Regions from separate parts of the Homo sapiens genome. Here region 1 is linked to region 2. The links are chromatin contacts, found by Hi-C in ENCODE. All regions are on one chromosome and are shown on one strand. The core of a region is the stretch at or near the end of the contact, and the rest is flanking DNA. Distances in the headings are between cores, read along the strand shown. Region 1 holds the start of RIMKLA (ribosomal modification protein rimK like family member A). Region 2 holds the start of PPIH (peptidylprolyl isomerase H).

The links. Hi-C counts contacts between places; a loop is a spot of excess contacts on that map. Pooled maps may share reads with other maps.
Region 1: a loop to region 2 is called in a pooled map, with 9 times the contacts of the local background. The contact joins the promoter of RIMKLA here to the promoter of PPIH in region 2. A Hi-C loop is called at or near these places in 1 of 168 maps with a recorded cell type or tissue (breast epithelium) and 7 of 50 pooled maps.

The regions. Positions count from the first base shown.
Region 1 is chr1:42,378,906-42,382,621 of GRCh38, forward strand. RIMKLA (ribosomal modification protein rimK like family member A) reads left to right here and starts at 1,887. Exons shown (of 5, transcript NM_173642.4): 1 at 1,887-2,192. The coding sequence starts at 2,030. RefSeq lists silencers at 1,494-1,673, 1,684-1,803, 1,884-2,103.
Region 2 is chr1:42,656,363-42,660,451 of GRCh38, forward strand. It overlaps PPIH (peptidylprolyl isomerase H), which reads left to right and starts at 2,061. Exons shown (of 10, transcript NM_006347.4): 1 at 2,061-2,150; 2 at 2,482-2,546; 3 at 2,866-2,889; 4 at 3,160-3,204. The coding sequence starts at 2,085. It overlaps CCDC30 (coiled-coil domain containing 30), which reads left to right. Exons shown (of 21, transcript NM_001395517.1): 21 at 1-828. The region is part of intron 1 of LOC124904162 (a long non-coding RNA gene); the gene reads right to left.

The DNA.
Region 1 (3,716 bases), core at 637-3,136, 280 kb before region 2:
GCTTTTCCTGAAAACAGGAGATTTCAGTTTACCTGAGTCAGAATAAGGAAGTCCCCTCTGCTTTAACCCTTACCAAAAAAGTAACCCAAAGTAGCCTGATGTTAAGCAATCAGCTCTTCTTCCATTGCTCTATTTCCTTGTTCCCCTCTTTTAAAACCCACTCTTCTGCCATTGCCCAGTGAAAGCTCTCATTCTATTCTGTGGAATGGAGGCTACCCCAATTCATGAATCTCAAAAGCCAATTCAATCTATAACTAAATTTGTTGTAATTTTGTCTTTTGCCATAAAATAGTTTTGAAAGTTACCAATCCATAGGGCACTATTGTTACTTTAAGAAAATACATTCATAGAACGGGGGAGGAGATATTTTGCAACATCAAAATACTTACTTAAGATTGCTTGAAAAGGCCAGGCGCGGTGGCTCACGCCTGTAATCCCAGCACTTTGGGAGGCCGAGGCGGGTGGATCACGAGGTCAGGAGATCGAGACCATCCTGGCTAACACGGTGAAACCCCGTCTCTACTAAAAAATACAAAAAATTAGCCAGGCGTACTGGCGGGCTCCTGTAGTCCCAGCTACTCCGGAGGCTGAGGCAGGAGAACGGCATGAACCCGGCAGGCAGAGCTTGCAGTGAGCCGAGATCGCGCCACAGCACTCCAGCCTGGGCCACAGAGCGAGACTCCGTCTCAAAAAAAAAAAAAAAAAAAAAAAAGAAAAACATTGCTTGAAAAATAACTTTTGAAATTCCAGTATACAGAACTTTCCTATAGGCTCATCTTAGTGAGTAAATGCACACACCTGCACAATATTTACAGAGAAGCCTGTGCCTTCCCTGAGACAACTTACCCCATTTCTAAGTTGCCATTGCTGGGTCTACCTTGAAACTACTCTTGCTTCCCTAAGCCAAAAAAGAAATTAAAAAAAGGCATATTTTAATGAACTGGAAGAGCAAATGCAGTCTCCAAAAATGGCTAACTTCAATCCTGCAGTTATTTAGAAAGGAAAATCTGGCTTCAAACACTATTGTCTGCAGGCAGGGTTTGCAATTGGCCAGGACCAAGGACAGTGTTTAAAGATGACTCAGTTGTATGGCCTGGGGAGAGCGGGAGTGGTGAAGGGAGACCAGCCAGTGGTCCTTCTAACTGAAAAGGATGCTAGGTCAATTTTTTATGACCTCGAGTCTGTGAAGGCTCAGACCTGCTGAAACCTAGGAGGGGATGTCCAGTGTAAGAAAATCTGAGACCCCAGGAAATGCACTTTCAAATTATCTGAATGGGAGGTGGGTAAGACTCAACTTCCCCCTCTCCTACATCCTCCCCCACCCCCGTGGGGCTTCAGGCTAGGATTTCGGCAGAGAAATCCCTCTCCTTCCAATGCTTTAGGGTCCAACTGGGGACCTAGCCGTGTGACCTTCGCCATACCCCGGAATCTCCTTTGGGACGTCCCCGAGGCCCTCCCTGTCCGGGGCTCAGCAGGCGTCCGCCCGTGTCCCAGCCCCCGAGCGCCCGGGATCGCCTGGGAGACGCATCCGCCGCCCACTGCGCATCTCTGGCCCGTCAGCTCGGAAACCCTCCGAGCCTCACAGGGCCGCCGCCCCGGCCCCTCCTGCTCCGGCTGTCCCACCCCAGCCCGCAGCGCCACGTCCACCGGGTGTCCGGGGCCTGCCGGGGCTGCCCTCCTCCGCCTCGCCTGCGCCCGCCGGCGGCTCGCTCCCCGGAACCCCGGGTCCTTTCCCCCGCCGCCGCAAGCCCCCCACCCGCCGTCCTTCCCCGGCACCGCCCGCCAGGGTCGCTTCTGCAGCCGCCAGCGCCCGCCGCCGCGCGCTGATTGGCTGGCGGGGCCGACGGCGGCGCTGAGTGGCCGGGCGGATTCGCTGGGTCAGGGCTGCAGAGACGCCTGGCGCACCCGCGGGAGCGGAGCCGTGGCGCGCTCGCCCCGGACGCCGGCCGCCCCTCCGCTCGCCCTACTGAGCGAGCGGCCCGGGGCGCCGAGGGGTCCGCGCCGCGCGGGGCGCACCGCCCTGGCCGCCATGTGCTCCCAGCTCTGGTTCCTGACGGACCGGCGCATCCGCGAGGACTACCCGCAGGTGCAGATCCTGCGCGCCCTCCGGCAGCGCTGCTCCGAGCAGGACGTGCGCTTCCGGGCGGTGCTTATGGACCAGATCGCCGTCACCATCGTCGGCGGCCACCTCGGTGAGCGAGGCGGGCCCGGGGAGGGCAGGGAGGCGCGCCGGGGTCCACGAGAGCCGGTCGGGTGGGCGCGCTCGCCGGGCCTCCCGCAGCAGAGTCTCCTTCGGGCCCGCACACTAGCCGCACTCTAGCTGCGAGACTTCTTGGGGTTGGAGAAAGCCGCTAACCTTCATAGCTTCTTTAACCACCACCACCTGCCCCGAGGCCAAGATTCGAGAACGCGATTTAATTTACTTAGGGGACTTCATTTTGTGAGAAACCCGAATTCACCTGAAGCCACCCAGGTGTCCGAGGAAAATCAGGCTGTTAAACCCCACATTTGCAAATCCTGCTCGCATCAATACCTTGACAGTTTAGACTCTGAGGTTTCTAGAAATCCACACCAGATTTACAAAATTACTATTAAGATGACTGTTTTAAAAAAGTTTTTTGGGAGTGTGTGAGCATCAGTAATGTGCACCACATAGAATATTATTTCCAAACTAGAAAGCCACATATGGGGGAAATCTGAGAAAGATTGGAGTCACTTCTCGAGTGTAAAGTGGGAGTGTAGACCTTTGATGGGTTTAACTCATCCTTCTCCCTAGCAGCGTTGAATTCTGATTCCAGAAGAGCCGGGATTTCAGGTTCAGACAGTTCTGGCCTCACTGATCACTCCACTGCTGTGTTCAGGAGACTTTTGTGGGTAAGACATGGTTGTCATCTGTGGGTTTGACCTCAAAAGGTTAATTATTTTTTCGTATATCCTTAATACAGGCCTCTCTGATTTAGGAATCCCTGACGCAGAAAACCCTCTGGCTTGCTGTTTGAGTGTCTCTGGGGCTCCACTGGAGGCATCCAACCATTTCAGGGAGTCCAGGACTCAAAAGGATTTGCGCCCAGTTCAGGGTGCATCTTGGGATACTGTTCGCATTATTTCAACAATTATTAATGGTTAAATAAGCTCGTAATCTGTTACTTTGCTTTGGCAGGGGAAGGAATTTCAAATTCGGAAAGACTACTTACAAGTGAGATTTTGAATATGACCTGTTTCTGAGTGGAATATATCTGTTATAGATTTTTCATCTCCAAGTTTATCGAAGTCCCTCATACTTAATATCAGATTGTATATCCTGTTGGAGAAATATACCATAAACATTAGGTACCTTACATTTAATCTACAACAATGACTATCAGATGCAACCGGTACCCTCTCTCTATCCTTGATTTATTAAAACTGTCACAGTTAATGTAGAACTAGATTTCTGAACAGGGAATCTGCAGATGTGAATTCCTATTACAGCTTTACAGTTAACAAGTATCTTGGCTTTGCTTTGGGCAAACCACTTTTGTCTTTGAATCTCGGGATTCTTATTTATAGAAACTAGGGGTTAAGGTTCCTCTCACTTTATGTGTTTCAGGATCATATTTAAATTGTATAATCTGTTGTATTTCACCGACCTAGATTAAGTAGTTAACATGTACATCTTTCTACCCAGGATGAACTTTTTGCTTATTTATTTTACAGTTTGTAAAGATGTCTCTTTT
Region 2 (4,089 bases), core at 811-3,310:
GCTCACGCCTATAATCCCAGCATTTTGGGAGGCCGAGGCAGGTGGATCACTTGAGGCCAGGAGTTCAAGACCAGCCAGGCCAACATGGCAAAGCCCTGTCTCTACTAAAAATACAAAAATTAGCCGGGTATGGTGGTGCACACCTGTAGTCCCTGCTATGCGGGAGGCTGAGGCTCGAGAATCACCTGAACCCAAGAGGTAGAAGTTTCAGTGAGCTGAGACCACTCCACTGTACTCCAGCCTGGGCAAAAAGTGAGACTCTGTCTCAAAAAATAATAATAATAAATACATAAATAATAAAATAAATAAAAAGTGTGTCAACATACTGTTTTCATAGTCAAGTTACTCAACCTCCTTGAGCCTCAATTTCTTGATTCCTAAAATGGGAACAATAATAGTTCTCTATCCCATAGGGTTGTGAGGACCAAATGAAATGAAGCATGTAAAGTATTTAGCACGTAGTAACTGCTTAATAAATGCTATCATCATTTATTTTCACTAGAGGTTTATCAATGTACTATTTTTTTCACAACCTCATCAACATTGGATATTATCAATTTTAAAGATTTATTCTAAAACAGTTGGTATAAAATTATACTGAAGCGTGACTGCTGCTGTTCCTTTTCCCCCTCCTCCCCTTTCTTCTTTTTCAGTTGGAGGAGACCAAGAGGAGAGGATCAGTAACCAGAAATAAAAATGACCCTTTACATTGAGACACACTGTATTTTTATATGTAATCCTTGCTTTCTCAGACAACAGAGCTAGAAAGATGATCATAGGAACTAGGAAATAATAACTATTTTATTAAATGCATGCTGTTATATTGAATGAGCCTTGCCCAAGGTCCCCTTCTTTCACTAAATTCATTGCATCTATTATTTATTGAATACCTACTATATGCTATTCAGTAGGCGACATTGCAGCTACAGCTGCGAATAGGACCAGGAGAGTCTCTACTTTCATGGAGTTTATATGCTATCAGGGAGGAAGATTATGTGTGTGTGGCAGGAAATGAGGTGTAGACACATACCATACGAAGATAATGTGGAAGTGGGGGTGGCATGAAGAAAACAAACCAGTGATCTGAATGACCAAGGGCTACTTTAGATTAGGTCTAATGTTGCCTCTCAGGAGGTAACATCTGGGGTGAGCCCTGAACTACAAGGAGCATTACTTCCCACACGCATACCCCAACCAACCCCCACAATCCCCCGCCAACCCACATTAAGTTCTGGAAGGAATATTTCAGACAGAAGTAACAGCTATTACAAAGCCCTAAAGAGAGGAGGGATCTCAGTGACCTGGAGGAACAGACAGGTCAGAGCACAGTAACTAAGGGCAAGTGGTACAAGATGAGGTCAGGTACGTGATAGCCAGATAAATGCACTGTAGGGCTTCGTATGCACGGAATTGGATTTTATTCTAAATATGGGAAGCCAGGAGTTATTTTTAAAATAAATAGGAAGCACAAGAGTTATTTTAAAAATAAAAAATAAAAAACTCTAGTTGCTTTATGGGAAATGAATTGGAAATGACAAAACTGGTAGCTTTTGTGGCAGAACAAACATTATCTATTGTCCTGACTTAGAGGAAGGGATATTTACTTAGCAAGCCTGTACGTGCCAAGCTGTTCTAAACGCTGAGGATGAACAAACCAGAGTTCCTGCCTTCACGGTGTTCACACTAGCGGGCAGAAGACAGACAGCACGTGTGGCGGTGCAGAGGGCTTGGCTGCAAGAGCCGATAAGGAGGACCCTGGCGACTGCCTAGTCCAAAAGTCCTAGCTAGAGCAAGATCAACTTGTACTGCCCTTAGTACAGCCACGTGAGTGGGGTGACCATTGACCTTAACCAAAAAGATGTCAAGGCTTTCCTCCTCCTCACTCCCGCGTCCCCAGTGCCAGGCAGAGTCTCTCAGCTAGACCCTAGCAGTCTCAGCACACACCGCACGGGGCGACAGCTTCCGGGGGCGGAGCCTGGTCTCGCTCCACGTCTACCGCGCCTGCTCCCCGGACGAAATCCGCGGACCGGGCTTTAGGTTCGCCGGAATCCCACGCTCCCGACTTCTGCTTCCGGGTCGGAGCCATGGCGGTGGCAAATTCAAGTCCTGTTAACCCCGTGGTGTTCTTTGATGTCAGTATTGGCGGTCAGGTGAGATCCAGGAGGCTGCCCACACCTGCGCCGAAGGGAAACTGCTCGGGGCTAGGCAGGCAGAACTCACCCAGAGAGAGCGGACTCGGGAAGCCAGCCAGAAAGTGAAATTGCACCCGAACCTACCGACCTGCCGGGCGGGGGGAAAGGAGGAGGAGGAGTCTCCCCAATCCTAGCGCCCCGCTTCTGGAGGAACTGGGCGGTTAGACTAGGGAGGCGGAGGTGGGAGATACCGAGCGGCAGGGTGGTGGGTCAGCCCATCATGCCCCCTGCTCCGTGAAGCCCTCATGGTCTTGGACTGGGCCTTCTGACACTCTCCCGCTGATTGCAGGAAGTTGGCCGCATGAAGATCGAGCTCTTTGCAGACGTTGTGCCTAAGACGGCCGAGAACTTTAGGTAAGGACGTGCTCCAGCTCCGCTGGATTAGCTGAGGCAGAAGTCGGGCTCCAGTCAGCCGCCTGAAATAGCCTGTCTACCTCTGTCCGTCCGCTCACTGCTCTTGAGACCTGATTCCTCCATGCATTGCTCTGTCTGGTTGCCGTTTGGATTGTTCCCGTGTTAATTTACGTTGTTAGTCTGTGTGACTGCGTGTCTGGACGTCTGGCTGGCCGATTGGTGGACTTGCTGGCTCCAGTGTTTATTCTTTCCCGTATTTAGAGGCGCTCACGACTGTGACATCATAGTGATTGAATCATTCATTTTTTGTCCCTTTCAGGCAGTTCTGCACCGGAGAATTCAGGTCAGTTTCAGATGTGTTTGACTTCTTTGCCTGCTCCAGAGGGGTGTTCTGGGGCTGCAGTGAGGGTATCGGTGAACCACCTGCTGGCCTTGAATGATTGCTGGTGACAGTGATAGAAGGTAATGCCCCAAGGGTCTGTCCCTAGTTTATTTGCCTTCTTTATGTCTGTCAACCATCTTTAGGAGAGTCCTTTTGGCTCCAGTGCATGGTAAACTGGAAAGGCCTTGTGCTACCTGCTGTCACTCCAAGTCTCTTTCTTTTCGGTTATAGGAAAGATGGGGTTCCAATAGGATACAAAGGAAGCACCTTCCACAGGTAAGGCTCTTGGCAAGCCATCCTGGAGTCTTTCAGAAATATTTCCTGGGGGATTAGGCTCTTTAGAGGAAAATAAAACCAGAGGGTAATTCTTACATTTCTTGAGAAGAAATGTTTTTGTGGACTCAACAACTGAAGATTTATTAAATGTTCTAACTCTACTTACACTCCCCCACTTCTTAGGTCTTTAAAACAGAAACTACTCATCTTTACAATATCTTGTCTTTTTCATGCACTTGTTTGTGCGAATGCAGATTTTTTAAAAAGTACACTTGTAATCCTAAAGTGCATATAATATATCCTGCTGGTTGATATTTATAACTAATTCCTAAAATGATCATATATGATTGTCCAAGGATAATCATATTTCCTGGGGAGTGGAGTATGTCAACACTTAGTCTCATTTCAATATAGAATCTTTCTCATGGCCTCACTGTGGTTAGTAACAATGTTAGCACATAATTATATCACAGCTTTAGAGCTTTGGGTCTCTAATCCCCAGTAAGACTCCTGTGAAGTGGTATGGGTGATCTGCATTCTACAGAGGAGGAAACTGAGGATAAGAAAGGTTAAGGACCCTCCCTAGGGGTAATAGCTAACAGTTGTTAAGCCCTTACATGTTTAGCAGTACATTTCACATAAATTCTCTGTAGTTCTTTCCCCCAAATTTACATCAAACCCTTGCTCTGCCTTTTGCTTTGGCAAGTAAGCTTTCAGCCCCTTCTTCTTATTACTGTTCAGGTACCAGATCATGCACTTGATCAACTCTAACATGCCCTAATTTATAACGAAAATCCTTTTTTATGGTTAATTATCCTTTCAGCTTAATCATTCAGGAAAAGAATAATCTTCAGGTTTTTTTTGTTTTGTTTTGTTTTTTTGAGA